5 separate regions of the Mus musculus genome follow, and regions 2, 3, 4 and 5 are each linked to region 1. The links are chromatin loops, found by intact Hi-C in ENCODE. Cell type or tissue: heart. All regions are shown on one strand. Each heading gives the region's core, and the rest is flanking DNA. Links, peaks and the distances in the headings are about the cores only.

Region 1 (6,289 bases), core at 1-5,000:
TGAAGGACAAGTAGGTAACTGGATGCGTGAAGGAGGAAAGTATGAGAGGAAAGGTCCCTGCCAGAGCACACTGTTCACCTGGAGTACAGGGAAGATCCCTAAACAGAGAGGATGCTCTTCGAAGAGCTTTGGAGCACCGTTATAGACACTTAATATAATATCCACTTAATATAAACCGCAGCCTCTCGGATCCACTTCCCTTCGCTCTCAATCACGTTCTAGAAATGAGCGTTACTGAGTTCCAGGTCAGCCTCATCAACTACGTGTGCCCTACTCAAAATGAAAAATAAAATTTAAAAACTGGGGGAACTAATCTAAGCTCCGAGGCAGAACTTGCTTGGCTATCACGTCAACGGCCCTGGGGTTCAGTCTCCAGGGCAGCCTGCGTATATACAGTGTGTGAAAAGGCACTCTTGAGTCCTCACGTCCAAGAATCAAAAACTTCCAAGCTAGGTCAAAGTCACTTCACCTCGGAGGACTTCAGTCTCCTCTTATGAAAATATGCAGCTGTTACTTCAGGCTGGCGAGAAGGAATTCCAAGACTGCAGGAAGGCCACCCAAGGAAGGGAAAACTCACCGACCTCCTCAGGTTGATAAGGGTAAAACCCACAACAAATGTGAACGCCCTTCACATACATACTTGCATCATATCAAACGCCAGTGTTTTCAGACATGCCACAAATCCAACAAAAAGAATGTATCCTTCACAGTTGGATCAACTTGGATCTGAATTTTATCGACCCATGTCACTTATTAAAGCAAAATAGCCAGAAACTAGTCTTAGAACACGTTCGTAGCTACATCTTATGTGGATCCTACAATGTTGTTCCTCTTCTTACTCAGGCTACTTAGAGGCAAATACAGGATCCAGTGACATGCACTTTACAAACTCGCATAGTTATCTTCCATCTACCCCTTAGCCCTTTTACCTGGGCCGCTCTGGCTTAAGTGATCTCTCAGGGCCTATCACATCCTCTTTGAAAAATGAGTCTAATCCTATAAGATAATCACAAATTTATCTCATCCACAAGTCCCCTTCCACCCTAGGGCCTTAGGCCTTGTTTATCCGTTCGTTCTCCTAAGTGCTCCGTCCACAAATGAATGGTGAATGACATCCATGCTGACAGCTTAATTGGCTAATGCCAGAAACACCCAGACTGTTAGCCAAATCTAAGCCCAAATCAAAGCTAAATTTTACTATGCTTGCGTCACAACACTGTTTACCAACTGTGTATTTTTAATAGGTTGAGAGAGTTTTACTTTGTTGAGTAAAGGGCAGGGCCCTACAATTATCTGCATGTATCCTTCAGTCCTCACAGCTGCCCTGTAAAATTGGCCTGGCAGGCATTATTTCTATTTTCAAAACAGATCGGTTAGGTCTGCCATGGTGGCGGATGATGGGGAGTCAAATCCTTCACTTGCAGGCCTGCCATGCTTCCATCCTGATACAGTGAGCTTCAGGGGGTTCGGGAACCAGTGAAACCCCAAACAGCTTAGTGTTTTAAATCACATGAAAACAAGTGACAGTGGAGGTACACGTGACAAACACAGTTGTTGGCAGGCAAGATGTTTTAAAGGGCAGGCTCCACTAAGCCCTTAAAAAGAAGTGTTTGCATGGATGCAGAACATGAGCTATTTCTATTGTATTCCTGGTATCCAACCTCGACTCTCGAGTTTGTGCACGATCTATATTTACACGTAATTACAGAGGGAGCGTAAAGAAAGTAATGCCATGGAATCTGCAATGTTATCCTATATAGTGTTTCAAGACACTCTCCCTTGTTTTTATGCTCTCTATACTCAGCCCAATGAACCACTTCTGACCACCACTGTCTAAAGCCCATGTTAATATTCTTACTTTAGACTTAGGTTGGATATAATTACAACTAATAAAATATGTTGGTATTTATAATCTCAAAGTCTAGATAATTGTAAAGACTGTCACCTACATCCTGTTTGTTTTTCATGAAAAAGCCAAGGAAGCAACGAGGAAGTTTCTTATCTTATCCAGAAATAACTTATCTTCGATCAGTGCTACCAGTAATTTCAGGATCGCTAGGCACCACCTTTGAGAAACAGAATTATAAAGTGCTAAAGGGCACTTGGCCTTACCTAACCCATCCACAAGTCCTGCTAGCATGGAGATGTAGGTATTTAATCTCCAGTGTGCGAAATATGGGCTGGTGGTCCCATGGCCCCAGGGATGAGATTGGCAGACAGGGCTGGGGCAGTAAGTGACCTTGACAGCGCCCCTGCCCCCCAGAGAAGCTCAGAATGGTCACAGGATTGGGGTAGTGGTGCGACAGTCTCTAGGAGCCCCGGGGAGGCTGAAAATGAATACTGCCAGGGGACAGCAATCTGGTCGCGTCCGCACCTCCCTCCTAGAGGGAGACCTAGAGGATGCTCCGCTACGCAGGGTCTCCCCGCTCCACTGACGCCTATAGTGGAGCCGTCTCCGAAGGAGGCCCAAGGGGGGCTCCAGGGAACAGTACCATCGGGCGGCCAGCCCTACCTCCTCCGTGACTGTAGGGCAGTAGAAGATGAGCACTAGTGTGGTGACCAGGTTGATGGCGAGGCCGATGAGGGTGATGGTGTTGGGGGCCATCCAGAGCGGGATCCATTGGAGCAGCCAGGTCCAGTAAAGCTGCAGCGGCGGCTCGAACAGCGACTCTCCCACCGCGGTGTAGCGGTGCTCCTCCAGCCGCCGCAGCTGCGCGGCACTGAGCGGCTCACCTAGCGCCTTTACCCAGCGCGGCGCCGGCCTGGCCCCGGCGCCCGCCGCCATGGCTGCCTGCGGGGCCCGCCGCGACCCGGCGCAGCCCGCGGCCCGCGCGGGGGGCGGAGAGAGCCGAGCGAGGGCACAGCGCCCGGGCCAGCTCCGCCGGTGGGACTCACTTAGCAGCGGGCCGCGGGGGCGGGGCCGGGCCTCGGGGGCGGGGCAAGGCCGGGCCACGGGGGGGTGGGGCCTCAGCGAGCTCGCGGGCGGTGGCGAGGCTGGGGGCGGGACCGGGGCGGGGCCTCAGTGAGCTTGGCTCTGGACGCCCCGGGAGGGGTCAAGCAGCCTGCGCTTTCAGACTCAGGTCGAGGGCAGCTCTGGCCCTGCCGCTGTGACTTTTCTATTGGGGCTCAAGGGTTCGCCCTCCTCTCCAGCCTTTGCTCAGGTTTCCGTGACGACGCTTGGCTAGCCTGGATCCTGGTTGAGCTGGTTTTTTTCTACTGAGTGGTAGGAACAACTCTGACTTGTGTGTCTATGCCCCGGCCTCTTATTAGTCAAGAAAATGTCGCCTACTGAAACCTGGAGTGGTCACCATGTATGTACTGATCAGAAAGTACTCAAGCACCATGGGAATATACAAAGGCCCCTCCGCATATTAACTTAGTTACCCCTCACTGCGGGATCAGACGGCAAGGTTTTAAAACAAACAAACAAAACCCCCAGATCTTAGAAATATTGTCGTCAAAGGGAAACTGAATGTTTGAAACTCAAATGCCTGTTTTTTCAGACCACTTGACACTCCTTCCTTGGAGCAGAGAAAATTCTTAGCCAGTTTCACAGTTTCTTCAGTGGAGAAGGCCGATTGCCACATAATGGAAGGTCACCAGCTCCTTACTTCACAATGCACCCATTTGGACTGGGGGCTGTCATAAGCATGTTCTATTGCCTAACCAGACATAGGCTGCCCACTTGATCTAGACGTAGTGGGTCTGATCTGTATGCACCTTTCTAACACATCAGACAAGCTGGAAACTACTTTCTGCTTTCTTGGATTAAGCAACAGAGGTCATGGGATACACTCTTCCTCACCTATTTTGAGGAACGGTTAGCAACTTTTGGCTCAAAAGACAGGCCTTCCATCTCATTCTCACAGCACACTACAGAAGTATGCGTCTTACATTTTTTAATTACTGGGAAAAAAAACAAAGAATAAAGTTTATGATGTTAGAATTGATATAATTTAAATCTCAGTTCTGTGACTATAGCTGTGTTTCTTCCCACAGAGGTGAGGAGTTGTATAGCACAAGATGACTTACAAAGTCTTGAATATTCATTACCTGGCCTCTTACCAAAAATAAAATAAAATAAAATAAAATAAAATAAAATAAAATAAAATAAAATAGCTGGGTGATGGTACTGCAGGCCTTTATCCCAGCACTTTCCAGTCAGAGGCGGGGGGGGGGGGGGGGGGCAGGGGATTGGTAACACTTACATTATAGATTCCTAGTACTTTATCTTGCTCCTGGACTTTGAACTAAGCACCTTGCTGGGCCCTGCTAAGCTTTATCTTCAGTCCTTTGTTTGCTTTGATTTTGAGACAGAATCCTGCTACGCAGCCTAGACTGTCCTTGAACTAATTGCCTCTGCCTCCTAAGTAGCTCTGATTACAAGCAATTACACTTGACCTCTTCCAATGCCATGCTGTTGTAAAGGGGCATACAGCATGCTCAGAAGGTATCGACGATTGCTTTAGGCTACTTCTAGGTCAAGTACAAGGCTTGAATGAGACAGAAGTTCGTTTTGCCCAAGCATCGTGTCTGGGTAGATCATTGAGAGCTGCTGCAAACCCTCAGTGTGTGAGAGACACTGGTTTCTTCCATTTCCTTGTCTGCTGCCTTCAGGGTATTGTTCTTGTCCTGACCCAAAACAGGTGACCACAATTCCCAAACAACTAGGAGGAGGGGGAGGCAGGGGGGCTGAACTTCCTGGCTTTGAGGCTGTGATCCAAAGTTTCATTCCTCATTTCTGACAGAACCCTGTCATGTGAGTGTGACACCTATTTGCAAGGAGAGCTAAATGAAGCCCTTATCTGGCCAATGGCTGGTCGACTAATTTCTACTACTGTTGAAAAGTGAGGGAGTGGATGTTAGAGAGCCATGCATGTGTTCTGATATTTTTATACACCATTTAAAAAAGATACTATTTTATTAATTCCTTGAAAATCTCATACAATATACTTTGATCATATTAATCCCTGTTCCTCTCCCTAATTCCTCCCACCCCTATCTCCTAACCTCCCTGTCTTCATATCCTCTTTATTATTATTGGTTTTTGTAACCCATCAAGTCCAGTTTATGAATTGAATTTGTCCTGCATGTGGAAGGAAGCATGGCGAGTACTCGATCCGGTGACTCCTGGTCAGCTGACTCCTTAAAGAAAGCAAAGTGGGTTCTCCCTCTCCTTGAAGCCTTCAGCTGTCCCTAGCTCCTCAGAGATGGGGAACAGGGAACCCTTTCTTCCTCCATTCTAGAATGGTAGCTGGCTTGATTTTGGGCTCGTCTTATGGAGGCAACCACGGCTGCTGTGAGTTCATGAGTCAGAGTTGTCATGTCCTTCCCATGACTCTTTTATCCAGTCCTCCCTGCTCTCTGGCTCTTACAATCTGATATTTCTGTCCTCTCTTCTTCCATAGTCAATGAGCATATCTTCCAATGCTAGTCATTATTATAGCACACAACAGGAAAAGTCTATTAATGTTAATGGCTCCCTCCATTTTACAGGCTCAACATAACTAGGCTCAAATTTTTGTCCACAGTTACACGTGGAACCAGGACAATATTGAGCTAGGTTATGAGCTTTGTAGTCTTGTCCTGGAGCCTTTAATCCCAATTACTGCAGAATGCAACCTAATGCACTACATGAAGTGCAAATTAAGCATTACTACTTTAGAAATCTGAAATGTGCCCACATCCAAAACGTACAGTGGCCTGATGCTGCAAGGGTGCAGGTGGGATATTCCACAGGTGACGTCATAAGACATGCTAGTCAGAAAGAGGAGAACTGGATGAGCATGCCCTCAGACTGTTTGTCGGGCATATATGAGACATTAGTGATTTTCTGTTCAGGCTTGGTTCCTAGGGTCCAGATGTCTCGTTTTATCCATACACTGGTAATTGGAAGTCTGCAAAGTACCAAACCCCAAAACACTTCTTGTCCCAATTATTTTCAGTGAGGGATACTCTACACGTCAAAGCCTCAGGTGGGGATTAATTTTTGCCAATATTGAATAGCCCAGCTTCTATGTATTGTGTAGATTTGTACCATTATAATTGACTTTTAGGATGACAGAAAGACTTATTTTTCTGGATAAGAAGCACCAAAATGCAGTGAAGAGGGTGAGCTCTGGAGCCCATGGCTGCTCGTCTCACAGGGCAGTGGGCCTTGCTCTCCCTTCTTTTGCATAACTTGTACTCACATTTCAGCTTTCCCTCAACTTTCATGTTTAAGCCAAAGTTCCCAAAAATGCTACATAGTTTCATGCAACCGTGGTAGGTACAGTTGTACCTTAACTTC
Region 2 (6,289 bases), core at 852-5,851, 320 kb after region 1:
ACATCCCAGTGTGATAAAAGTGCTTTATATATGCATATATTGATTTATATCTAATTTTTCTTATTAAAAGCCAAAAACATGGGCTGGAGAGATGGCTCAGCAGTTAAGAGCACTGATTGCTCTTCCAGAGGTCCTGAGTTTAATTCCCAGCAACCACATGGTGGCTCAGAACCATTTGTAATGGGCATCCGATGCCACCTTTTGGTGTGTTTGCAGACAGTGACAGTGTATCCACATACATGAAATATGTACATGTGAGAGGGCTCAGTCCACTGGGGACCATGCCACCCCTGGAAGGTTCTAGGTGGCATACAAAAGTAAACAGAGCAAGCCGTGGAGAGCAAGCCAGTACACAGAACTCCTCCATGGCCTCGGCTTCAGTTCTAGTCTCCAGGTTCCTGCCCCGAGAGTTCCTCCCCTTGTTTTTAGTTGTAGTCTTGATCATAGCAATAGAATTCTAACTAAAACAACAAGAATGGAGACCAACAGCCCCCACTGTAAGATGTGTAACTGAAGCCATTTTGGATGATTCAGCCTAAGAATTTATGTAAGGAAATTTCTTACGAAAAGATGCCAGTACCCACTCCCGTATGTTTTTTTTTTTTTTTTAAATTGTGCACTCTCATCTTTAACATTTTATTGCTTGGTGCTTTTGACCTGTCCTGTAGCTTACGCTAAGACCACCTGCTGAACTCAAGTCTGTAACTGCGCCTCCGCATTCACCTGTGCTCTAGATTCACTAAGGTTTAGAGACAGGGTCTCACCATGTAGCATGGCTGGCCTCCTACTCACAGAGATCTGCTTTCTAGGTGCTGAATATGGGATTAAATGTGTGACCACCACACTCTGCTAGTCAAATGTGTTTCTGTGTTTCCCTTGGTGGCCTAGTAGTAGTTAAGATTAACTGTGCTTTCTGGAACTGTCCCTTTCTCTCAAATATCCCATGGACACTGTAATTTGCATGGGTCACAGGTACTACACATCACACTGAGCAAGTTCCAAGTGCAACCAATTATCTTCCTCGGAAGAGCTGCATGCTCTCTCTTATTAGCACTCAGTGCCTATCCTATCTCTAGAGAGTGTATATGCACACGTGAATGGCAGAGTCTTGCTCTGTAGTCCTGGCTGGCCCAGAATTTGTAATCTTCCTTCTTCATCCTCACCCGGAATCCCTTCCCAGATTGTTGAGTGGTCTCTTCAACCATCCGGCTATTGTAACCAAAAACCTTAACCTACCTTCTGTTCCTCTCCACATATTCAGTAGGTCAGTTCCCGCTCTTGAATGTAATGTCCCCGAAACGTCCCTTCTGATTTGGTTACCACTATCCTAATCATTTCTCATACAGACATCAGATCTTCTCTGCTAGTTTACATCCTGCTCTTTCCTTCACGTTAAAGACAGACAGGCTAAAAATCTTAAGCTTGATCATGTCACTTACTCCCCTGCTTACAGTTCAGGAACAGAATCCTATGGCTTTAGGATAAAATCCAAATGTCTCAGCACATAAAACTATTGAAGATCTTTCCTATGTCTCCAGCTACCCTCCTCTGCTGTTCCAGGCACCCCACTCGTGTGCACCCTAGACACATCTATAAGACTGAACAGTTTTGTAGTGCTTTAAATGGGACACACATTCCCGAGCTTCGGCTATTTTGTGCAGACTTTTCCCTTGGCCTGGAAAAGCCACTCTTGTCCTCTTGCCATGCTAAAACCTACAGCAAAACTCAATTCAGGTCCCATCTTAAAAATCATCTTCTGACATCCTTTCTGACACTCTCAGAAGGCTCCTTTCACTGAGTTCTCAAAGCCTTTTATGCTGGTCTAGATGTTATCATTCAACATGCTAACGTGGTAGAAGACAATGCTGGCAAAGACTCGGTACAGAATCTGCTCAGTAACAGATGAAGAGCTGAGGTTGAAACCCCAAGTTAAAGGTGTCAACGCTAACAAGACTGAGGTTAGGGTTAAGGCTTTTAAGAAAGGCTAGCAGAAGCACTAAGGGCTTGGTGCAGCAAAAAGGAAAACCCTTCTTCACAGAAGATGGCAGGTATGTGGTTAGAACCAGAAAAAAGTGCAGTTTAGTATCTTCGAGAGGAAGGAACTAAACACCAGGAAAGTGATTTCACTAAAATCACTTTAAAATCGGAGCTGCCAAAAAGTACAGGTCTGTAGACCCACTCGCAATGGACATGAGAAAAGAAGAGTTTCCAGTAACAAAACCCAATTGAGAATCAAGTCAAGCCAAGTCAAGTTCAACACGGCATCATCCGACTGAACAAGGCCAGGATGAACATGCACCATCTGGTATGGTACTCCTCTCGAATGATTCCAGCTAGCTGCATATAGCTATTGAGGGATTTAGGTTTAAAGTGAATGAACATATTTGCTGTGTGTGGTTTTTTAATTAGACAACACAGGTCTAAATCACTGCATGTACATTACAAATGGCTTGAAAAACAGCTTACTTACATTGGTGAGAGAAATTTAAAACTCCCTCTTACCTCGTCATAGCTTGCAGTTCTGTCGATACGGTGAATAATATCAATGTTCACATTCCCCAGTCTCTCTGCAAATGTAAGAAACTGCAGAGAAAAAGCATATTTAAGACATATTAGCATTCAATGCTTATCAGGTTTTGATATCTGCTGGAGTAAAACTACACCATAATCACATCAAATTCTGAACACAGAACGTTTTAGAGCTTCAGTGAGCAACCTCTGGACCATCACCACAAACAACAGTACCCTTAGCGTATCATTTCAGACCCGTGGTTTCTATTGGTCATAAAATATGTAACTTTTTAAAATAAGAGCAGCTATTACTTATGAAACACAAAAGGTAAATGTAAGAACTCTAAACAAAAGCAGTTACTACTTGAAGATAATAAATACTTGTACTTTTTGCATAACTTACTTCATCTGTATTTCTTTTTTCTTTTAACTTAAGTACCCTTGGAACAGGCTATGTAGCCAACGATGACCTTAAAATTTAAGTTCAGACCCTCTTGCTTCTACATCCCCAGGTCTGGGGTAACAGGCATTTAGCCATCACACCTGTTTTTGTTGTAACTGTTGTTGTTTTTAATGGGGATCCAACCTAGGGCTCCCTGAATGTTATTCAAACACTCCACCAACCGATCTACCTCCTACATTATGTTTTATCAAATACAATTTCCACACAGACTGGAACCTGGACGAACGCTTTCACACCACACCGAAAGCACAGGGATCTCGCTAAGTTGTGGGAACAGGTATATTTTTTAAAAACAGACAGACTCAGTTACAAAAGGGCTTGGAAAGGCATTATAAAGTACAACAGTAGCCAGCAGAAGTCATTCGCCACTTGCCAGCTCGCTCTACCCTCCTCTGTTCAGTCTTTAAAGTTAGAAGGGGGACTCGGTTGCAGACGATCCCCTGGGCCAATCAATTTGAGCCTGGAGTGAAGGGAGTTGCCCAGACAGGCCAGATCTCACCGCTAAAAGGCGGACTCTGGAATTCAAGTTTCCTCACTCCCCTGCGAACTAATGTTTTTTTTTTTTTTTTATACTGGCATAGTCTCCCATTTTCGCCAGAGCCCCGGGCAAGCGATTCCGGCTCTGCCCGGACTTGCAGGCCCTGGGGTTAAGGCGATCAGCTGGTCAGGCAGAGGCAGGGCGAACCGCGGCTCCGGGCCCAAACTCCCGCGCTCACCCGGTATGTGTTCTCGGTCTTGTGCGAAAGTGGCTTTGGCTTCATGGCTGCGGCGGGACAGCGGCCCGCGAGGGTCTCAGGACGACAGGAAGGGATCCGCGGGCACTGCGGAGGAGAAAGTTACTCCCACGCGGTACTCTCCAATGCTCCGGTGCCTGCTTTTCCTCACGTGTAGTTAGTGCCGCTGGGCGCCGCCATGTTGGAAAGCCAGGATGTGTGGGTCATGTGGGCGGAAGAGGCGGGCCGAGCATGCGTGCTCTTCCTGATTGTCAGTCGTGCAGTTTGCGGATGTACAGTTTTTGCTACATGAGAAGTTGGCCAACACAAAACAAACTCAGTGGTATTTTTGTGGACGTTTTGTTTTGTTTTGGACATTGTTTGTCATATTTGTCATTTGCCTGTTGGTCTTGATTTTCGTTTTTGTAGATTGGTGGTGATGGTGGGGTTTGGTTTGGTTTGGTGTTTTGTTTTTTCAAGACAGGGTTTCTCTAATCCTGGCTGTCCTGGAACTCACTGTGTAGACCAGGCCGGCCTCGAACTCAGAAATCCGCCTACCTCTACCTCCCAAGTGCTGGGATTAAAGGCTTATGCCACCACTGCCCAGCGTCCTTCCTTCCTTCCTTTCTTTCTTTCTTTCTTTCTTTCTTTCTTTCTTTCTTTCTTTCTTTTTTAAGAGAGAAGAATGTACAGTTGAATGGGTTGGGAGAATCTGAGAGGAGTTGGGAAAGGGAAAAACACGATCAAAATATATTGTATGAAAATTTTTAATAAAAAGGATAAAAGGGTTTTATTATAGAAAGAAAGCATAACCGTCACAACCTAGCATTAACTGCTGCTCGATACATACCGTGCACCATCAAAAGCTGTTTCCACCCATAATACAGTAATGCTGGTTATAAACTCAAAACGTGAAGTGTATGTTTGTTTGTTTTTTTTAAGCCCCCTTGGCATGCAAGGAAACCAAAGTTGGGCATCTTGTAAGTGACGATCTTCATTCACACGCAGACTCCGAGGTCCAGGTTTTAGTTTAGTACTAGAAAATAAAATCTGGCTCTTCACGAATGCCAGGAAGCAGCTCTACCACTAAGCTAGATCCTACAGCTCTTAATCATATATATAGAGAGAGTGTGTGTGTACAGTCGATGAGCCATGGAGTTATTTGCACAAAAATTGATGGAGGAAGGTCCAAGTGCAAAGTCCTTGAGATAAGATTTCATCCTAGCCTGGCTTGTGAGTAGTCAGAGCCCATCATGGGTAGAATACAGTGAATCAAGATATCTTTGCCTCCATTTATTACCTTTCCCATTGTAATCCATTTTAATCCATGGGAGTTCTGGGTATTTCTTCAAATCATGAAACAGTTCCCATGACTTTTGAACTGGGTTTGGTTGGCCAATCCATCATCATTTTATATTTTCTGTCCCCATGAGTTTTGTTTTGTTTTGTTTTGAGACAAAGTTTTTTTGTATAGCCTTGGCCATCCTTTCACTGTAGCCCAAGTGGGTTTCAAACTCAAAGAGCCCCCTGTCTCTGCTACTCAGTGCTGGGATCAGAAGTGTGCACCACCAATCACCACCCAGCTCCCTTCCTCATGATTCTCTGTGTTAAAGAGTAAGGTGTAAAACTGCCCCAATTATATACAAGTCAAACAATCCAAACGGAAATAACACTAGTAAGGTTCCTTATTCATAATAGACTTTGAATGTCTGAAATAATCCCGCATCCATTACCTCTCTGGTGTTTATGACAGCCCTGTGAGGTAAGCAGAAAGATATAATTGCCTTCCTATCATACAGAAAGAAATGAAATAGTCCCAGAGAAATTAAGCAATTTTGCCAAGGTCATGTGCTTTTGCTTGCCAATGCCAGAGCTTCTTACTCAGGCTTCAAAGGCCCTGGCACAATACTCATCTTCCCAAGTGATAAATGGTTGGCACTGTATAGCTCTCATGCTGCCCCAAGCACTGTTGCAAGTGTTTCCCATATGATGACTCATTTACTCTTCCTACCAGGTAGTTCTATTATCTTCATTTACCAATGAGGAAGCTAAGAGACAGACTGGGTAACTTGGCAGAGACTAGCTAACCCCATAAGGAAGTCAGAGTACCCAACAGTTGCAGGCAATGTCAGGATTTGTACTCTTAGTCTATGCACTATGCTACCAGAGGATTTGGGAAAAAGTTTTGTGATTCAGGCCATTGTGGGCACAGCTCAAGAGTCTTTGAGATCAAATCCAGAGATCCATTTACTCCTTAGATTGTTGCAAGCCCTTCCTGTGATGTCTATAGCCTCTTGGTCTTATTATCCACTTAATGTGATTGGGAGATATAATTAAATCTTTGTCCTTAAACTACTTATCTGTGTGGAAGAAACAAGGCTGAGCAGTCATCATTTTACTGTTTAGCTTGAGTTCATTAAGAATATGGAATAATACAATACACCTGTGTGGTTTTCACCTAGTTTGCCTGTATTGGGTTAGACAATCTCTATTTTCTGTTTTCTTTTTGGATGCCCACCCCTGTTTGTTTATTCTCAATTCATGAAGTTACAATGACAACAGGGTTATCCTGTCTCCAGGGTTCCATACATGGCTTAGATCC
Region 3 (6,289 bases), core at 492-5,491, 300 kb before region 1:
GCCTAAAAATTTTTGTTTCGGAGTGGGGAGTGCTTTGTACCAGGAGCCACAGCAAACATTACATTGAACTGGGAGCTGGGACTTTCCACTGGTCATTTTGGGCTTCTAATGCCCAACAGGCTAAGAAAGGAATAACAGTGTTAGGAGGGGTGATAGATCCAGATTACCTTGGAGAAATTGGATCACCTCTCCACAATGGAGGTAAGAGGGATTATGTCTGGAGTGCAGGAGATCCCATAGGTTTTCTCTTAGTTCTACCATGTCCTGTGACTAAAGTCAATGGCAAACAAAAACAGCCTAATCCAAGCTGGATGACAAAGGACACAGACCCATCAGAAATGAAGGTATGGGTCACTCCTCCAAGAAAAGAGCCAAGACCTGCTGAGGTCCTTGCCGAGGGTAAAGGAAATACAGAATGGGTAGTAAAGAAAGGTAGTTATAAATACCATCTAAGGCCACATAACCAGTTGCAGAAACAAGGATTATAAAGTAATATGAATTCTTCTGTTTTATTCTGTTAAGAACATATTTGTGTAGTTATTTGTGCTTTCTTCCAATTTATTTAATATCAATTGATATTTACGTTGAGATACTAAAATAACGTTCCCAAGGGACATTTCCCCATTGTAAATTTACAAATGCGTTTGCAATTTTACAAGGAATAGTTATATTATGTTATGCATATTCGTGATCTTGTTATTGTTTCATGGGGACATGAGATATTATTTATGTCAAGTGACAAGGGGTGGATTATAATGGCTATTCCTGGTTGCCAACTTGACTATATCTGGAATGAACTACCATCTGGAATCGGAAGGCTCACCTGTGACCCAGATCTTGAGGCTGGGAGATACAAATTTCTGACTTGGATCTTGGCATGGAGATCTTGAGGCAGAGTGGCTATGAATCCTAGGAGACTAAGGCAAGAAGATCTCTGAGTTCAAGGTCAGCCTGGGACAAAGCAAGTCCCAGATTCAGGAGTGGTGGTATGTAGAGACTGTGGCTCTAGAGAACCCTGAGTAATACAATGTGCATATATAATTTTAATGGAACTGCCCTATTTCATGGCAACAATGCCCCTGCTAGATACTGCAGGCTAACAAAAAGCCTAGAACTAGGAATGGATTACCTCTTTTAGAGCTTTTGGTCAGTGAAGTCCCATAGACCCTGACAGTAAAAGCATTGCTGCAGGTAACACAATGAAGGCCTAGAAACAATCAATGAAGAAGGTGGCTATGCTAGCCACACAGCTTTCCAGGGAGTGGCATTTTAGAATGCAAGTATTCACGTTTATCCAAAAGAGATCCTGATTTGGCTTGTCTAAGGCTAACCTCTGGAGTGGGCATTTTTTGTTTGTTTGTTTGTTTGTTTGTTTTTTTGTTTTTGTTTTTTTTTTGTTTTTTTGTTTTTTGAGACAGGGTTTCTCTGTATAGCCCTGGCTGTCCTGGAATTCACTTTGTAGACCAGCCTGGCCTCGAACTCAGAAATCCACCTGTCTCTGCCTCCCAAGTGCTGGGATTAAAGGCGTGCGCCACCACGCCCGGCCCTGGAGTGGGCGTTTTAAGAAGCACTCCCAAACAGAAGCTCACGAATCCCATTCAGAAAAACATGACTCTTCTTCTGCCATAAAAGGCCCTTCGTCAGCTTTTGTGTCTACTTCTGCCTTGTTTCATTATTCTCCACTTCTGGGCATTTCTACTTACACCACCAAACAATCTTTCCTTTGCCTTAAACGCCATATGCCCTCATGTCTCTGTACCTTTGTTTGGACAAAGGTTTATTCCAGATTGTCATCTTAACTGCTCTTAATGTTAAGTAGATACTAAAGTCGGCTTCCTCTTCTTGTACAACTTAGAAGCTCCTATTATCCACAGAACCGCACACTTTGCATGTGGTGTGCATGTACTCGTGGATCTACAAGTGTTTGTACATGCTAATTTGCAATGCCACAACTTTCACAGGAGTTTGTTTGCACGTCCATCTAACTTTTGCACATCAAAATTCTGCATGTCCTCCCTTTGACTAGTGTAGCAGAGGAGATCCTGTCACTTCTTCAGTACTTGTTTTGGTACAATAAAAAGGTTTACTTTTGCTTAGGTGACCTGCCCTAACTCACATCGCTGGTAAAATGTGCAGCCAAACTCTGAACCAAAATCTTCATACTGTAGGTGTAAGATCGTTTACATGACGTAAGTGCAGTCACTTTCACAGCTGTGTGTCTCAGTTGTTGCTTGAAATTATGTTATGTCAAAACAAACAAACAAACACCCTTAGAAACGGATCTCCAGTGCATGAGGCTTGCCAGGGCTGAAGACAAGTTCTGACAGACTTCTCTAGACTTCACAAGGGCTAACAGAGTATCTGGCACTTAGTAGGATTACACAAAAAGAGAAGTGCTCTTCAGTGAATTATGGATCTTTTTTTTGTTTGTTTGTTTTGTAACAGGACTAAGCAATTAAAATCTCAAAACGGATACAGCTCAGCTTCTAACTTTCCCAGTCTGACCTCATCCCAACCCTGCGTCTGTCTCCCTGTTTCTGTCTGTCTGAATCTGTCTCTTTCTGTTTCTCTTTCTCTATTTCTCTCTCCGTCTCTTTCCCTCACTCCACCACTCCCACCCACCCACCCCCTTTTCTTTTTCAGATTTTTTCAGATTTTACAGCTAAAACAGCAACTGTGAAACCTGCTCATCAGCAGCTTTTCCCCGGCCCAATTTTACAATCGGAATCATGAACTACCAATCCCAGAATGCTGAGCGAGAGCGAGGGGGCGGGGCGGCCTCTCTGAAGCCACCCATTGAATGGTGAACACTCGCGCTTTCTTCCGGAAAGGCCCCGAAGGCAGGAACTTGGGAAAGGAGTCTGGGCTCTCTACTGGGCTGGGAGGAGCTTGTGCCTGAGCCCCGGGGTCCCCATCCGCTGAGGAGATGGATGAGGATGGGCTTCCTCTCATGGGGTCAGGCATAGACCTGACCAAGGTTTGTAAAAGACCGACTTGAGCGTCCGACAAACAGGGAAGGAGGCTTGGCCAAGGGGCCCTGGTTCCCAGGGAGACGCCACCTCTCCAGGCCCAATCCGGGCCCCTGTTTTCCTACTCTGGGCAATGGGGGGAGCCCTGCAGTCCACTTTGAAAGGGGTCCCTCCTGGGCTAAGAAAAGAATTGGTGTGCCACGCAGCCTTTGCTCCCCACATCACGTGTCTCTACGCCCGAGGTTGACAGTCTGGAGATAGTACCACCTCTGACACTTCACCTCTTATTCGACTCTCTAGCTGCTCGTGTGTGTGTGTGTGTGTGTGTGTGTGTGTGTGTGTGTGTGTGTGTGTTTGACTCACACAAGATTCAGAAAAACAAATCAGCGACTCTTCTTAGCCCTTCGTGAACCACATGTCCCAGGGCAAAGACCATCCATCCCCCTCTATGAAATCCAGATATCCAAAGGATTGCAGAGAGTGTGTTTCTCCTGTAAGAATCGTGTTTGCTTTTTTACATGACACAGGTGCCAGCTATTCAACAGAAAAGAACCGTGGCCTTTCTAAACCAGTTTGTGGTGCACACTGTGCAGTTTCTCAACCGGTTTTCCGCAGTTTGTGAGGAGGTAGGTCCCGGGCTACTACTTCATGGAGCGGCCGAGAAGTCGCCTTCCGTCTTTCGTGGTGACAAATGTAGTCAAATGAAGTCAAACAAGAATTACAGCCTTCGTGTGTTCACTTTGCCATGAAATTCAAATGTCTTAAGGCCTTAGCATCTCTGATTCTGTCCCCATAAGTCCTGTGCGCTGTCTCAACTGAATTAGTATTCTAGAAGCTTCCATGAGATAGCTCAGCCAAGTTTGTTGTAATTATAACAAAGGGAATTCCAGAATTTCACAGTGGAATTTTTTTTTTATTTGAAAGGTTTTGTTTCATCTTCCTATTCTAGAGATTACATTTTAAATGTATGTTCGAGTTTATATCGAATTGCTTTCCATCCTTTGTGCCAAAAAGGATTCATGGAGGCAGCCTAGAGATACATGTTTCAAAAAATACTTTTCTGCAAATAACTGGATACATCATGAAGTGATAATTAAGTACATAGATAAGAATTAGGTGCCAGGTCCAGGAACCTCTCCTGAGCTTGCAAAAAGTTTTGTTTTTTGTTTATTTTAGAGGAAAATGGGGAATATATATTGAAACTGAATTTAAGAAAGGAAATAACAAATTAGAAACCTATAGACAAGTCACAGCCGGATCGATTTAATATCCTGTTTTCTTATATTGTCATATGTGAGGCTTATCGTTGAGAAAACGGTGATTGCTGAATGTGTGGCTGTTCATCGGAATTGCCCAGAGACAGGAAGCTTCTGGTTTGAGTACAGTTTGATCTGTTTATGATGGGTTGTGATTAAGGCCTTGAACATGCTCCGCACATGCACTCTGCCCCGACACCCCCAGCCCGGCCGTGGTCTTTCTTTCTTTATCAGATTTCCTTCAGCTTTTCCACTGAGACAAATGAAAGTAAAACATGTGCTGATGCAGTAAGGAGCCCAGTTCTGCGTGCCTTGTGTTTGAACAGCCCCAAGACTGGTGCTTGCTCCTAGGCCTCACTTCTTCTCTTCTCTTTTTGGTTTATGAGAACATTTAAGATGTACTTATTTTATGATATGTGTGTGAGTGTTTTGATTGCATGTATGTCTGATGCCTATGGAGGTCGGAAGAATGCTGAAGGCTACCTAGAACTGTACTTATGGACACTTATGAGCCTCGCTGTGGGTGCAGGCACTCAGTCCTGGGTCCTTTGCCCAAGTGCTCTCAGCTGCAGAGCCGTCTGCCCTGTCGGTATTTCTCTCACACAGTTGCTTCTCTAAATAGGATAAGGAACCCACTGAGTAAAGGGGTTTTTTACCTTTCCATTCTTATATGAATTCTTTTACCCTTTTTATGCTAGGTTAGAGTATATAAAGACTGAGCTTCTAGCAGAAGAAAGCAGATATTCATTTTCTATGGTTGTGCGCTTGCCCTTTTTGAGGTAAATAAAACTAGCAAATGAGTAGAAAAGCCATTTGCTGTAAGCTGCTTTGGGGTGAGGATAACCCCTTGTCTTTGTAGTCCCCTCAGTTTCCGCTGTCTGCTTATTGACGACCAGGATCAAAGATGGCAGGTGTCACCTCACTGAGCACTAATGCAGCAGAGCCTTCAGAACCACACTTTCCCCTCAGCTCTCACACTCCTGACGTTCCCCACAATTGGTCCGTTTCTCCTAGTGTTTCCCTGAACTCCAGAGAAAAGTGGTGTTGGATAAAAAGCTCAGATCATACAAAGTTAGCCTACTCCCTTTCGCTCTTTTTTGTATTCATTTTGACAAGTAAAAATTACAAAGTCTTTCAGATGTAAAACGTGCTGTTTTGGTTCTTGTGCCCACTATAGAATATCTAAGCTCATGCGGGCTGCCTCACTTACTTTGCTATGTGTGGAAAGAATGAAAATTGTGGTGTTTTTGTTTGTTTTTTACTTGGTTTTTCAAGACAGGGTTTCTCTGTATAGCCCTGGCTGTCCTAGAACTAACTCACTTTGTAGACCAGGCTGGCCTCGAACTCAGAAATCCGCCTGCCTCTGCCTCCCGAGTGCTGGGATTAAAGGCGTGAGCCACCATTGCCCCACTGTGGTCTCATCATTCTTGATTGAGAGTGTCCTTTGTTGTTAGCGGCAGTCACTATAGTGTACAGTGAACCCAGTGAACTTTCTCTCCTGAGATTCCGTGCCTTTGAGCAATACCATTCCAGGCCCCTCACCTCTCCCATCCCCCCGCTGATCTTTTACTCTGTTCTTTGCTCTGTTTTTTGAGTTTGATTTTGGTTTTATAGTTTCAGGCCTTACGTGCGACTGTTCTGTCCATATTGAGTTGATTTTTGTGCATGGTGTGTAATAGCCTCTGATTTGTATTCTTTGGCTTATGTATATCCCACACCACTTATTGGAAAAACTGTCTTTTTTTTTTTTTTCCAATTGTGTGTTCTTGGCATGTCTGTGAAAATCAATGGATCATAAATGGTTGGCTTTATTTCGGGTACCCTATTCTGTTCCACAGCCTGTTTTGATCAGTACCATCCTGTTTTGGTCTGTATAGCTTTGCCGTCAGTCTTTGAAGTCCGACATTAGCAGAACTTAGAGTCATAGGAACAGGAAGCACAATTTCTTGTAGTGGGTCACTAGGTAGGGGCTGTAGTGAGTGGAGCCCTTCCCTTTTCCACCCCTTGATTCCTGGACTCATGAATCCTAGCTCTGGAAGAAACTGTACTAAGTATTAGGTGCTG
Region 4 (6,289 bases), core at 417-5,416, 130 kb before region 1:
CACACAAGGCTGAGAGAGAAGAAGGTTGGATAATTACCAAGAAAAACAGTAAGGAGAGTTAGGTCATAGGGTGGTATCATTTGATTCGTTGATTTTTGTGGTGGTAACTACAACAACTCACAAAGGACAGAGACAGCACTATCTCACTGGAGATAGCATTGGGGGTTAAAGGTGAATAGCCTGATGTGGAGGATGCCTGAGTCCCAGCACTTGGAGAACAAAGGCAGGAAAAATCAGGATTCAGCATCAGCTTTTAGCTACACTGCTAGTCCACGGCCAGCCTGGACTGTATGAGACCCTGTTTAAAAACAGAAAAGAACCACTAAACATATAAGTTAAGATTCTAGATTGTAGGTGGAGGAAAAGGATTTGGTGTCAACTTTTTTGAGAGGGATAAGAAAAATAATTGAGGTGCCAGAGCTCGTTTCTTGCCTCAAAGGCTCGGGAATTTTAATCATTGATAAGGCTAGAGAAGACAAATGTGGCAGGGTTGGGAGTTTCGTTTTAGAATATATAGTCTGAAGTATCTGAGGGCTATTTACGTGAAGACAAGAGCTGGGCGCTTAGGAAATGGAGGTGCCCTTTGAAGTAGCCAGATCACTGTGGAGCAAACACAGCCATGACATCCCGAGGAAGGAGAAGGGGGAGATGAGCTGGGGCAGATTAGTGGACACTGGCAATCTTCACCCAGAATTCTGGAGTGCCGGACTAAAGAGTGAATACGTTAGAGTGGCTAGCTCTGCGGGCATAGCGGAAGTGGGTATCCAAAAGTCATAGGAATCCGAAATGCCCTCTGCTGGCTTTTGTATGGAAAACTCTTGTTTCCAACTGGTGCCTGCTTCGAATGCTGAAGAGTGATAGGAATTAAGGCCTGCCTGCCTAAGTAGGCCACTAGGGGTGGGCCTTCGAAGGTTGTGCTCCCTCCTCGCTCCCCCACCACACACCCCCTAAGGTTCCAGTGTGCTTTCTGCTTCCTGGTTGGGTACCATGGGAAAGCTGCTGCCTCACGTTCCTGAGCACCGTGGCAGACTGAAATGTCTCTGAAATCCCGAGGGCAAAGAAACTTTCCCTCCTTTGAATTGTTCTTGTAGGGGCATTTTGTTCAATTAATACCACCGACCTAAAGAAAATGTCTCTGAAAGGGTGGAATCACTTACGTGTGATTTCGAAGTTCCAGAAGCTGACGCAAAAGGATCGCTATACATAAGTTCGGAACTAACCTGGACTACAAGTGCTAGCCTGGGCTACAGTTGTTTTTTTTTTTTTTTTCCCCCAACCAATCAATAAATCAACAAATGAAAAATAAATTCTCTCACCTATGCTTTCTAACACTAGATCACAGACTGTCCTCATCCACTGTGGCACTGCCCATTATCCGAAGGAAGAGAGGCTACCTAGAGAGGAAGGGGCGTCTGAACAAATTGGTTCCCCACCCAGTCTAGAAGGAATCATGTCCGAGTGATGAAGTCTCTACAAAATCCCAAAGGGATCAGTCAGAGAGTTTCTGGGTAGTGGGACATATTCTGGTTCCTAAGAGTTGGTGCACCCTAAGAGGGCACGAGACCTACAGATCCCTTCCCCTTTCCGACTCTTCATTTTTATTCTTCTTTTCTTTCTGATGGTGGGGGAATCAAACTCAGAGCCTGCACATGATTGGCAAACACTCTCTTCCACAGACCGTTCTCTGAGATGCCAGGTCTCGATACCCAGCTAGGGTAGCCTCAAATCTGTGACTCTCTGCCTCTGCCTCCTGAGCGCTGAGACTGTGCAGGCATAATCCACCCTGCCCAGTACCTTAGCTTACATCTCTGTTGTTATGATGAACACTACGATAAGCATTGTAGGGGGTGGGGGATGGGCTTATTCACCTTACAGATTATAGTCAGTCAGCCATGGTAGCCACAGCCGGAACTCAAGCTAGGAACCTGGAGGAACTCAAATTATTGCCTTGCTGCCTGGCTTGTTCAGCTTGTTGCCTGGCTTGTCCTGCTTGCTTTCTTTTACAGAATGGGTCCATCTGCTCTGAATGATCCTGCCCAGAGCGTTCGGGGCCCTCCCACACCCATTATTATCAAGAAAGCGCCTTGCACACAAGCCAATCCGATGGAAGCATTTTCTCAATTGATGGTCTCTTCCCAGGTGACTATTGCCTACGTCTAGTAGACAAACTCTATCAGGCACACTTGGCTAATTTGTAGCCTTTGTAACACTCGCTATAACAAGGCAACAATGTAAGAAAGTTACTCAAGCGCCTGATGAGATAGGGGTTGCAGGGACTGTAGGAACTCCAGTGTGTATTGTGTCCATTAGCGCTGAGAAACCTGGGGCCTTGATTGGCATCTAAATAGAGGGCCCAGTGTTCGGCACTGAACGCTTGGGGTCTGCTACTATGCTTATTTTGAGCTCACGAGGCTTTTGTGTTGATTACGGCATGAGAGTAGAGGGAAAACGCGGTACTGTTGGTTGAAGCAAGTTCTGAGTGAATAGAACAGAACGGCCTTCAGTGTTGTGCCAGGAGTCGGTTGATGACGTTCAGCTCCAAATTTGTACCTCTGAAAACCAGCCCTGTGTTAAGAGTCATCGCTTTTGCCGTGGGTGTGATATTAAGATTGGCCAGTAGGGGGCAGTAGAGGCATATTGCAGGAACAGGCTGTTGCTTCCTTGGGAATCTAGTGCGTGGCTTTTGCTTCATATTTCTCCAGCCGCATGTGCAAATATGTGAAAATGGACGCAGTGATCTACGTGGAGATCTCTCTCTCTCTCTCTCTCTCTCTCTCTCTCTCTGATTTATTTATTTTATTTATATGAGTACACTATAGCTGTCTTCAGACACACACCAGAAGAGTGTATCAGATCCCATTAAAGATGGTTGTGAATTTCCATGTGGTTGTTGGGAATTGAATTCAGAACCTCTGGTAGAGAGGTCAGTGCTCTTAACCACTGAGCCATCTCTCCAGCCCCAGAAAACAGTCTTAGTACGTCCTTGCCATCTTGGCGTGGTTTGCTGACCTCTTTCCCCATCCTTCCCGTTGGAGACACAGACACAGGGTGCCCCCAACCTGACACCTGAAGCTTCAACACCTCCCTCCACTCTCAGTGAGAAGCATCTCAATGGGAGGCAATAAAAATCGGTGCTTAGTGGGAAATCTGAACTTTTGAGGTTTATAAGAAACAAGGCAGCAGCCGGGCGTGATGGTACATGCCTTTAATCCCAGCACTTGGGAGGCAGAGGCAGGCGAATTTCTGAGTTCGAGGCTAGCCTGGTCTACAGAGTGAGTTCCAGGGCTATACAGAGAAATCCTGTCTCAAAAAACCAAAAAAGAAAAAAGGCAGCAGGCCCAGGGTTCTGTCAACTTGGCACTAGAAAACATACTGGGGGGAGGAGGGAATAAACTAAGTATCAAGTTTGAGAAACACAGTCAAGAACATCAGGACAAACCAAGAATAAGACTAATGGAGATTACAAAGATAAAGGGCACAAAGCATTCAACTGGAACGCCTGATAAAAGAGGTGGGTAGTGCCGCCCTGTAATCCCAGGTGGAAGGGAGGGAGGGAAGAGTTCAAGGCTTGCCTGGCTACATTGGGAGTTAGAACCCAGCCGGGGCTTCTTGAGACACTGTTTCAAAATCCTCCACACCGTTCTGTCCCAGCTTCCCCCACTCCTGTCCCCTCCCCTTCCCACCCTCCCCCCACCAAGCAAAACAAAACCTAATAATTCCCAAACCAACCAACAAAACCAACGAAAGCTTCAGAAGAAAGAGGATAAGTTGAGGACTAGACGAATGAAACAAAGTAGGAAAGTGAGGGGTTTCATTTTAATTTTCTTTTGTTTATTGACAAGGTCTCACTACCAAGACCAGGTTGGCTTTGAACTCATAACCTTCTTGCCTCAACGTCCCAAGTGCTCAACAGGTATGCACTGTGGTAGACACTGCATTTGAGAGTATGCCGTGTAATGAGGGTAATTCCCCACTCCCACCCCACCCCCACACAAAAAGACCCAGGTAGGCCCAAACAATTCTCCAAGTGAATTTGACCCGAAAACTTAGTTAGTTCTCTATAACACTCCAGTTCCTTTTTAAAATTTTTTATAATTAACAATGCCAATTCAATAGCTATACTACCCAGTTGTATTTGAAAGGGTTTCTGAAATGGCTCAGCAGGTTAAGGTGATGCCAAGCCTGACTTCAGTTCCTTGAACCCGCAGCATGGAAGGACAGAAACAAGTGACCCTCACCATACACTCACACACACACACACACACACACACACACACACACACGCACACGCACACGCACTCACACACACGCGCACGCGTGCGAGTTCCCCTGCATACACAAACTTATAAGCAGATTGATTACCTATCAAAAGCTAAGGCTTCAGATAGTAACTAAATCCGTTAGTTTTCCCTGCTTTGCCACAATCAGCCTACCTGTGACCTCAAAAAATTTTTTTTGATAAATGCCCGATTAGTGACTTTTGTTTTTCCAAAACCAATTAAACCTCGTGTACGAACGTCTAGAGTAGATTATGTCATTTGGGACAAGCCGAATATGCATTCCCTAGCCACGATCTTTCAAATTTTCTTTCGAAGATAAACTTGAGGCAGGAGCTGTGTTTTTTTGGTTCATCAGGATTGCCCATTGGCACACTGCAGGGGACAGCCCGGGTCGCTTACCTGTTGGTTGGGTGGGTCCCACCGTGCAGAAGGCAGAGGGCCCAAAGGGCAGGGCCCACGGCGCACGCGCAGATGGGAGGGCGCGCGCCTGCCCTTGCCCCTCCGCCCTCTAGGTGGCGCTGGCGACTCGCCGCCGCCTCTCCGAGGCCAACCCCGGGTGGCGCCGGGCGCCTTGCGGGCCCTGGGTCCGCCTCCGCCGCGCCGAGGGCGTGGGCTCCGGGCTCCCGGAAGCGGCGGCCGCGGCGTGGAGCCCAGCGGGCCGTCGGTCGCCGGAGCGACAATGTGCGGCAGCCGGGGGCTGTGAGCTAAGCGCGGCGGCGCGTCCGGGGGCCCCTGAATGGCGGCTCGCTGAGGCGGTGGCGCGGCGCGGGCTCCTCCTGGCGTGGGGTGGCGGGGCCGGGGTGATGCTGCTTAAGCTCCTGCAGAGACAGACCTATACCTGCCTATCCCACAGGTATGGGCTCTACGTCTGCTTCGTGGGCGTCGTTGTCACCATCGTCTCGGCTTTCCAGTTCGGAGAGGTGAGTAGCGGAGCCCGAGCCCCGGAGCCGCGTGCGCAGCATTCCCCGATTGAGCCCCGCGGTGCCGGCACCCCGAATCTCCCTTCTGCCTCCCCATCTTCCCTGCAGCCTGGGGACCAGCACACGGCCCACTAGTCCCAGGCGCTGAGCGTGCATCCTCTCCCCGGCTCGCCTGCAGCAGCTGGACTGGACGTCCGGGCCTCGCGTGCTTCAGCGTGCGCATGGATCCCCTTCCTTCTGCAGGGTGTCCCCAAGAGTCCTCTGGCCATTTGATTTTGGCTCTAAGGCCTTGCGCTGGTGAAACTCTCTCCTAGGGTTTGTATTTTTCTGTAGTGATCCTTCATTCCCTGGCTCTCCGTAGGATCCAGTCCTGCGGTGCCACCCTACTAGTCCTTCACCGTTGACAAAACACCTTATCTTCTGTTTCTTCTGGATCGCAGACTTTGTCTTAGAGGCATGCGCGGCTTTGCATGTGAATTTTGCGCCGTTTTGCATGTGAATTTTGCGCCGTTTTGCATGTGAATTTTGCAGAGTGAAAGGGAGATTTTTTTAAATTAACTTTTTTCCTTTTTCATAATGGCTCTGCTGTTTTGTACAGCTGCATGCCAGCGGGTTGGAGGCCTTACTAGTGAGAATGCACACGCTGATGGGAAGCACCAAGTGCTTATCTCAGAGTAGGGCCCTTGTCAGGTGACTAGGACTGCCTGCGGATCTTGGACTCCAGCCCCGGACCTCTTGAGAGCCAGCACAGACCCACCCTTGCGTCATGGGCTATGCTAATACTTTTTAGATCAAGTCGCTGGTCCTTCTTGGACTGAGAACTGCGTTTAATTGATGTGCAGTGAAGCAGTTTGATTAGACTGTAAACTCTTCAAAGAGCACAGACAACCGGTTTGGGAGGTGTGAGCAGCCAGGTTAAATGAATTTTATGCTCCTTTGGAGACATACCTTGAACGTTCTGGGGACTGCCATTACTCTTCAGTTTAAATTTCAGTTATTTGATTCTTGGGTAGTCTAGTACAGTCTTCGCCATCTTAAGTGTGCAAAGGGGTATGAGCAGGTCAGAAATGAATGGGCACAAGTGTGCCA
Region 5 (6,289 bases), core at 925-5,924, 220 kb after region 1:
ACCTTTCTGCTTCTGTCTCTCGATTGCTGGGATTGCACACACCAGTGTGCCTGGCCTGGCCTCATTTCTAAAGCAGTTTAGTGCACAGCAATAACTAACAGACATGGAAATCAGTAGCAGACATGGGTACATGAAATTTTAAAGCATGTGACTTTGGGTTTTGAGCATAGTGGATGGGAACTGGAAAAACAAGAGGTTGTTAGAGGTGGAGGACCAACAAGCTGTTAAGGAAGGGCCACCAGGCTGGGGACAAATGTGTCACTGGAGGCTAGAAAGAGTGAATGGTGACAGAAAACTATGTAAGGGTCACACAAAAAAAATCACCTTGTAGCAACAGGAAATTTATGTCACATAGCTAATGAATTTCCAGAGTGGGCTCAGAGATTCTAGGTGGCATATTGAAAGTATCATTTGGCTTCTGGGCACTGAGTACAGGAAGGGATAATGGGAGAGAATGGTTGTGTCTATATGCAAACAGCTGGCCAAGGACCGGAAGGATCAGAAAATGAGACTTCCTTTATATCAAGTTTCTCCATGTAGCAAAATAAGAGAAAGTTCGTGGTGTGCTGGTGAGTTCTTTGGTTAAGGCCTCAGAAAGCAGTTGTATGCTGTTACAAGCTGTAATCCCAGCAATAGGGAAACTGGAGCAGAAATATTTCAGCATGCTCAAGGTTATCTCAGGCTAACAGAGTTCTTGTCTGGGAAGAAAACCTCCCAAAAGTGAAAAAGACAACAAACGACAACAACAAAAACCAAGGAGGGCTGAATTGAGGTGTGGACTGAACTTCAAACCTTTGGAAAGTTGCAAAGCTTTCAAGAGTAATATCGGTGCAGAGACAGCCAGAATCCCTGGGTGTTCCCTCCTCAGCCCGGGCGTTGCCGCGTGTGATAGAAGAGTTGACACAGGCTCTCAGCAGCTCAGGACTGGGGCTTCAGGAGCTGCACAGCAAATTGGAAGGTTGAAACATTCCCAGGTATTAAGAGAAAGGAATCCAGGACCGCCTCCAGGTCCTTTCTTTAGACTAAAGAGTCAAAGACTGTTTGACAGGAAGTCGGCTTCGAAGGAAAGAAAAGTCACAATATGGCGGGCGCCATGGCACACACCTTTAATCCCAGCACTAGGGAGGCAGAGCCAGGCGCCGAGGCTAATCTCGTCTACGGGTTAATTCCAGGACCACCATGGGAACACAGAGAAACTCTGTCCCGAAAAACAAACACACACACACACAAACAAAAAATTTCCAATACAGCTAGATGCTGTTTCCCAACCTCTCTCTCAGAGCGATGTGAAAACGAGCTGGAAAAGACGCCAATCCCCGTGCTGATGAACCGGTGGATCTGTGTTGGACTTAAGAGCTAACCCTGTCCTACCCTTTGGAGAGGCTACACGGGAACCAGGAGTAAGGCTGTGAAGACAATGATCCCATTGCACTCTGTGAGGATGCTGTTGACCCCTACCTCCTGTGTACCAGTAAGCTCTAGCGTTCCTGCCTCTTCCTGTGAAAATTTCCTGACCTGTGGCATCCTGTTCCCTCTGGGAGGCTGCAGTATGTCCCATTACCAATGGTCTTCACTGAAAATTTGCTGGTTCCTGGGTCAGGCCAGGCTCAGGAACATGAGACCACCATGGACAGATCCTGCTACTGCCCCAGGAGACCTCCGCCCCTGGCAGCCATGGTCAACTTCAAGATCCTTAGTGGAAGAAGAGAAACTTAATTGCTTTCTAGCCGAGGGGCCACAGAATCTCATAACGCTGTAATTGCTGCCTTCTTCCTTTACCTCAAAATGAAATGTGAGTTTAAATGGGGGGGGGTATTGGTGAAAATACATCTAATTTTAAATCTTAGTGAGTTATTATTGGATTATAGCATCGGACAAAGATGAAATTGGCTGGGTTTGGTGGCTTGTGTTTGTAATCCAAGCATTTGGGACAGCTGAGGTAGGAGAAGCTCTGCGTTAGAGGTCAGCCTGGGATACAGAGTGGGATTCTGGTTAAACAGGTTACTCTGAAGTTGGAGCCACTGTGCCTGCACAGATCTCTAAACCTAGCAATTAGAAAGTTGATGCGGGAGGATCACAAGTTCAGTGGCAGCCTGGATGGCAAGACTCTCCCAGAAAACAGGTAAAATAGAAAGTTATTCCTTGCTTCTACTAAACTGACCAAGTGACTGGTGTCTAACAGCAATTAGCTTAAAGCACCACCTCCACCTAGTGGCTGCTCTTGACTAGGGACACTCTTTGATAGTTTGATCTCCAGTATGACATTAAGACAGTGATTCATCAGCCAGGTCTACAAAGTGAGTTCTAGGACAGCCAGGACTATACAGAGAAACCCTGTCTCGAAACAAAACAAAACAAACAAACAAAAAAAGACAGTGATTCATTTATGACTGTTGTAACAAACTCACTAATATTATAGAACATTTAAGAATTAAAGTAATAGCCGGGCGTGGTGGCGCACACCTTTAATCCCAGCACTCGGGAGGCAGAGGCAGGTGGATTTCTGAGTTCGAGGCCAGCCTGGTCTATAGAGTGAGTTCCAGGACAGCGACGACTATACAGAGAACCCTGTATCGAAAACAAAACAAAACAAAACAACAACAAAAAAAGAATTAAAGTAATGATCATTGCATTAGTCCACAAGTCTTATTTTATAATTTAACATATAGCTGGGCATTGTGGTCCACACACGAGACCAGCTACATAGTGAGTGCTAGGATAGCTAGGGCTACATAGTTGAGATTCTGTCTCAAACACCCAAACAGACAATAACAACAAAAACAAATGTCTTACTGCTCTTCTGTAATAAAAATTCATGTATCTTACATTTTAGTGAATGTAAGAAAATAAGCATAAGACAAGCACATAGTGAATGAGATTTATTTTGTTTTTGTTAAGAATTTGTCCTAAAAGTTAGAGCAATGGGAAGTGGGGTATGTTGCAACTTTAAGGATGACATTTGAGTGAACACATCAAACAAGTCAATAAATGTGGTTGTCTCAAGAATTAGAATGCAAAGCTCCCAATACAAGCATCGTTAGCATGACTTTATAGTTCTATTTCCTCAACGATTACACTTTAAAATATATTTAATTTTATGCATAGGTGTTTGCCTGACTGTATGTGTGTATGCTTGATACACATAGGAGCCCATGGAGATCAGAACAATGGAATCCGCAGCGTGATGGCTATTTGTTGTTGTTGTTGTTGTTGCTTTTGTTTTTGAGACAGGGTTTCTTGTATAGCCCTGGCTGTCCTGGAACTCACTCTGTAGACTAGGCTGGCCTTGAACTAAGAAATCCACCTGCCTCTGCCTCCCAAATACTGAGATTAAAGGTGTACACCACCACTGGCTGGCTGTGATGGCTATTCTTGATTGTCACCTTGACTGAATCTGGAAATAACTATAATCCAGAAATGGAGGGCAGACTTGAGATTATTTGTGCTTGGGTAAATTCACTTCTAGTCTGGATCTTTGAGATAGGAAGACAGAGTTTTGTTTGTTTGTTTGGTTTGGTTTTTCGAGACAGGGTTTCTCTGTGTAGCCCTGGCTGTCCTGGAACTCACTTTGTAGACCAGGCTGGCCTCGAACTCAGAAATCCACCTGCCTCTGCCTCCCAAGTGCTGGGATTAAAGGCATGTGCCACAACGACCGGCTGTTTTTGTTTTTGTTTTGTTTTTATTTGGATGTTGAGGCGGGAAGACACACCTTTAATCTAATTAATCTAATCTAATCTAATCTAATCTAATCACCTTAAATCTAATATAGTCTGGGCCACACCTTCTGCTGAAAGCCTACAAAAGGGCATGGAAGAAGGGAGGTTTTGCCCTTTGCCTGCTTACCTTCACCTTGCCAGCATATCCATTCTTTCACTGACTTGGAGCCTGCTTCTTTGGGATTCCAGCATCTCCTGAATATCAGCTGAGATATCCAGCCTGTGGACTGAGTCTCTAGAAAACCCTAATATAACCTGGAACTGGAGTTACACTTGGCAGTCACCTGCTGGTGCTGGGAGGAACTGCAGAGATTACTCCTTATTGTGGAAGCTTTGAGAAATAAGAGTTTCAAAATCTGCCTACAGGGACTTATTTTCACAGGAGTCTTATAGTGGTGTATTTTTCTCTTTCTTTTCCGTTCCCCACTCCACACCCACTCTCTTTCTGAGACAGTGTCTCTCTATGTAGCCCTGGCTTATCATGGAACTCACCAGGTAGACCTGGCTGGCCTCGAAGTCAGAGATCCATCTGCTTTTGCCTCTCAAATGCTGGGATTAAAGGTGTGTGCTGGGGCTGGAAGAGATGGCTCAGAGGTTGAGAGCACCGACTGCTTTTCCCGAGGTCCTGAGTTCAATTCCCAGCAAACACACGGTGTCTCTCAAAGATTTATAATGAGATCTAGAGCCCTCTTCTGACCTACAGCTATATATGCAGAACACTGTGTATATAATAAATCTTAAAAAAAAAAAAGATGTTTGCTGCCTGGCCTTTACAAATGTGGCATATTTTTCCTTTTGGTCCTCTTTTAAAGATAATCCATTTTTCTCAGGTATTTTATGCAGTTGTACTCCAAGGTAAATCTCTAAGAGCCTAAGTTTTAAGTACCAAAGACCTATCAATGTAGCAACTTGTGTTAGAGAGCTGGGAGAGGGAATGAGACGGTCAGCGAAGTTGTAAGCATGCTTTATGTGTAAAGCATACAAAGACAAGGCAGTCTTTACAACGAACCTTAAAAAGGCTCAGGCGTTGTCATTAACTGGTATCTCATCATGTGCTCCTTAAACTGAGAAGCTGAAGACAGGGCTGGCTGCCCTATTTCAGGCTCAAGTGTCCTACAACTCCCCTGTGCTGAGTCAGGTTGGTCCCTGGCTCTGTGACCTGGAGAGAAAAGCAGAAAGGAACACAGAGGAAAATCATCCTTGTGCCCTCGAGAACAGCTGGAAGGTGAAGCACCCCCACAGGCATTTCTGGTATTTGCCCCACGACAGAAAAATGCCCAGAGTGGAGACAGCCAGAATTTAGCCGCGGGAGGCTCATCAGTGAACAAATGCTGCGCTCCTGGATTCTTCAATCTTGCATTGCTTTCTGGGTTCTTTCCCCAGTTGGTTTCTGCCGGATGACTAAGTCTGACTCAACGATTCTGTCTGCTGTTATTTCTTTTACACTGAAGCCTCAACCTCAGGATACACTGATCAGGAACTCTAGTTTGTTTCCTCGGTGAGGATTCTTGATGACATCTGCTGGGTATTTAAAGGTTCTGGATTTGATACTACCTTCTGTCTGCTCTGTCAGTTGGGCTACCCCAGTTGTCTGCCGGATGTTATGAACACCCTAATTGATGTTGTTTTTATTATTTGTTGCTTCTGTCTCCTATCGGCTATTTAATGTCTTACTTTTGCTTATTGCATACTTAATAAACTCAATATTGGCTCAGTCTAGAGAGAGATCATTCTCCAGACCTTACAGGTGTTTAGGTAGAAATTCACTTTCTCAAATGACTTTTCCTTGCAAGGAATGTTTCCGTGAATTCAGGGCTTTGGGTGAAGATGAAAGTGCTGAAATAATTCAACATCTGTGTAGTAAATTTAAGTAAAAAACAAAACAGAGACTCTTGGTATGAATGTAAGCTATTATAGCCATTATGGAAAACCAAATGGAGGTTCCTTAAAAAGCAAAATAAACACTGTAGCATCTACTTTGTGGTATTCATCTTAAGATAATGAAATCAGCATGTCAGAATGCAATGTGCACCTATGTTTAACGCAGTATGAATCATGACTGTCGATACAAAGCATCAGTGGGGGCTAAAGAGGTGGCCCATCAGCTAATAATGACTATTCTTGCAGAAGACCCTGACTTAGATTGCAGCACCCACAAACACGGGGTTCACAATTGTCTATAACTCCAGCTCTGGACAGCTCCAGATGTTGCTGGCTTCTGAGAGCATCGGTCCTCATGTGTACATACTTACATGCATGCCATGGGCACACAGACACTCAAGAACTATAAAAAATAAATCTACATAAGAAGGTATAAAATCAACCTGAATAAGCTTATTAATGTGGAAAATATGATGCGAATGTACAAATGCACATGCTTAACAATAACTAGCCAGCCTTAAAAAGGAAATAATCTCACGTATAAAATGAATGTAGAAGTCATCCTGCTAAATGAAATAAGCTTAGTACAAAAATCACACATTTCCACCTACGAGGGCGTTGGAAGGTTTAATTCATAAGTAGAGTCTATGGAGACAACTCCGAAGCCGAGAGCGCAATGGTGACTGTCAGGG

The links. A loop is a pair of places that touch in the nucleus more often than their neighbours do. Peaks named below come from ENCODE experiments on the same cell type or tissue, not always from the same donor. Only the 100,000 strongest peaks of a DNase experiment are listed, where the experiment ranks them.
Region 2: it touches region 1 in a loop (4-fold over the local background); 3 of 42 quality-filtered maps call a loop at or near these places.
Region 3: it touches region 1 in a loop (2.1-fold over the local background); 3 of 42 quality-filtered maps call a loop at or near these places.
Region 4: a loop joins it to region 1, with 3 times the contacts of the local background. A loop is called at or near these places in 11 of 42 quality-filtered maps.
Region 5: it touches region 1 in a loop (2.7-fold over the local background); 9 of 42 quality-filtered maps call a loop at or near these places.

What each region holds. Positions count from the first base shown.
Region 1 is chr10:88,501,073-88,507,361 of GRCm38, forward strand. Chpt1 (choline phosphotransferase 1) reads right to left here and starts at 2,898. Exons shown (of 8, transcript NM_144807.3): 1 at 2,513-2,898. The coding sequence starts at 2,785. In heart, for the core only: no CTCF peak of the experiment used is centred there; DNase peaks (open chromatin) are centred at 1,419 and 2,879; H3K4me3 peaks cover 2,109 bases; H3K27ac peaks cover 1,357 bases.
Region 2 is chr10:88,822,916-88,829,204 of GRCm38, forward strand. Utp20 (UTP20 small subunit processome component) reads right to left here and starts at 3,899. Exons shown (of 62, transcript NM_175158.3): 1 at 3,691-3,899; 2 at 2,503-2,583. The coding sequence starts at 3,735. In heart, for the core only: no CTCF peak of the experiment used is centred there; a DNase peak (open chromatin) is centred at 3,916; H3K4me3 peaks cover 1,903 bases; H3K27ac peaks cover 1,440 bases.
Region 3 is chr10:88,198,316-88,204,604 of GRCm38, forward strand. Washc3 (WASH complex subunit 3) reads left to right here and starts at 2,782. Exons shown (of 7, transcript NM_026070.3): 1 at 2,782-2,977; 2 at 3,497-3,595. The coding sequence starts at 2,927. In heart, for the core only: no CTCF peak of the experiment used is centred there; a DNase peak (open chromatin) is centred at 2,836; H3K4me3 peaks cover 1,486 bases; H3K27ac peaks cover 1,584 bases.
Region 4 is chr10:88,374,336-88,380,624 of GRCm38, forward strand. It overlaps Gnptab (N-acetylglucosamine-1-phosphate transferase, alpha and beta subunits), which reads left to right and starts at 4,933. Exons shown (of 21, transcript NM_001004164.3): 1 at 4,933-5,200. The coding sequence starts at 5,084. Gm40733 (predicted gene, 40733) reads right to left here and starts at 4,729. Exons shown (of 5, transcript NR_168608.1): 1 at 4,680-4,729. In heart, for the core only: CTCF peaks have their summits at 2,617 (motif pointing right) and 4,760 (motif pointing right); DNase peaks (open chromatin) are centred at 2,606 and 4,806; H3K4me3 peaks cover 1,429 bases; H3K27ac peaks cover 1,252 bases.
Region 5 is chr10:88,723,331-88,729,619 of GRCm38, forward strand. It overlaps Gm4925 (predicted gene 4925), which reads right to left. Exons shown (of 1, transcript NM_001037166.2): 1 at 6,211-6,289. Among named protein-coding and RNA genes, the nearest start is that of Gm4925, 4.6 kb to the right of the region's middle. In heart, for the core only: CTCF peaks have their summits at 2,217 (motif pointing left) and 4,012; no DNase peak of the experiment used is centred there; H3K27me3 peaks cover 716 bases.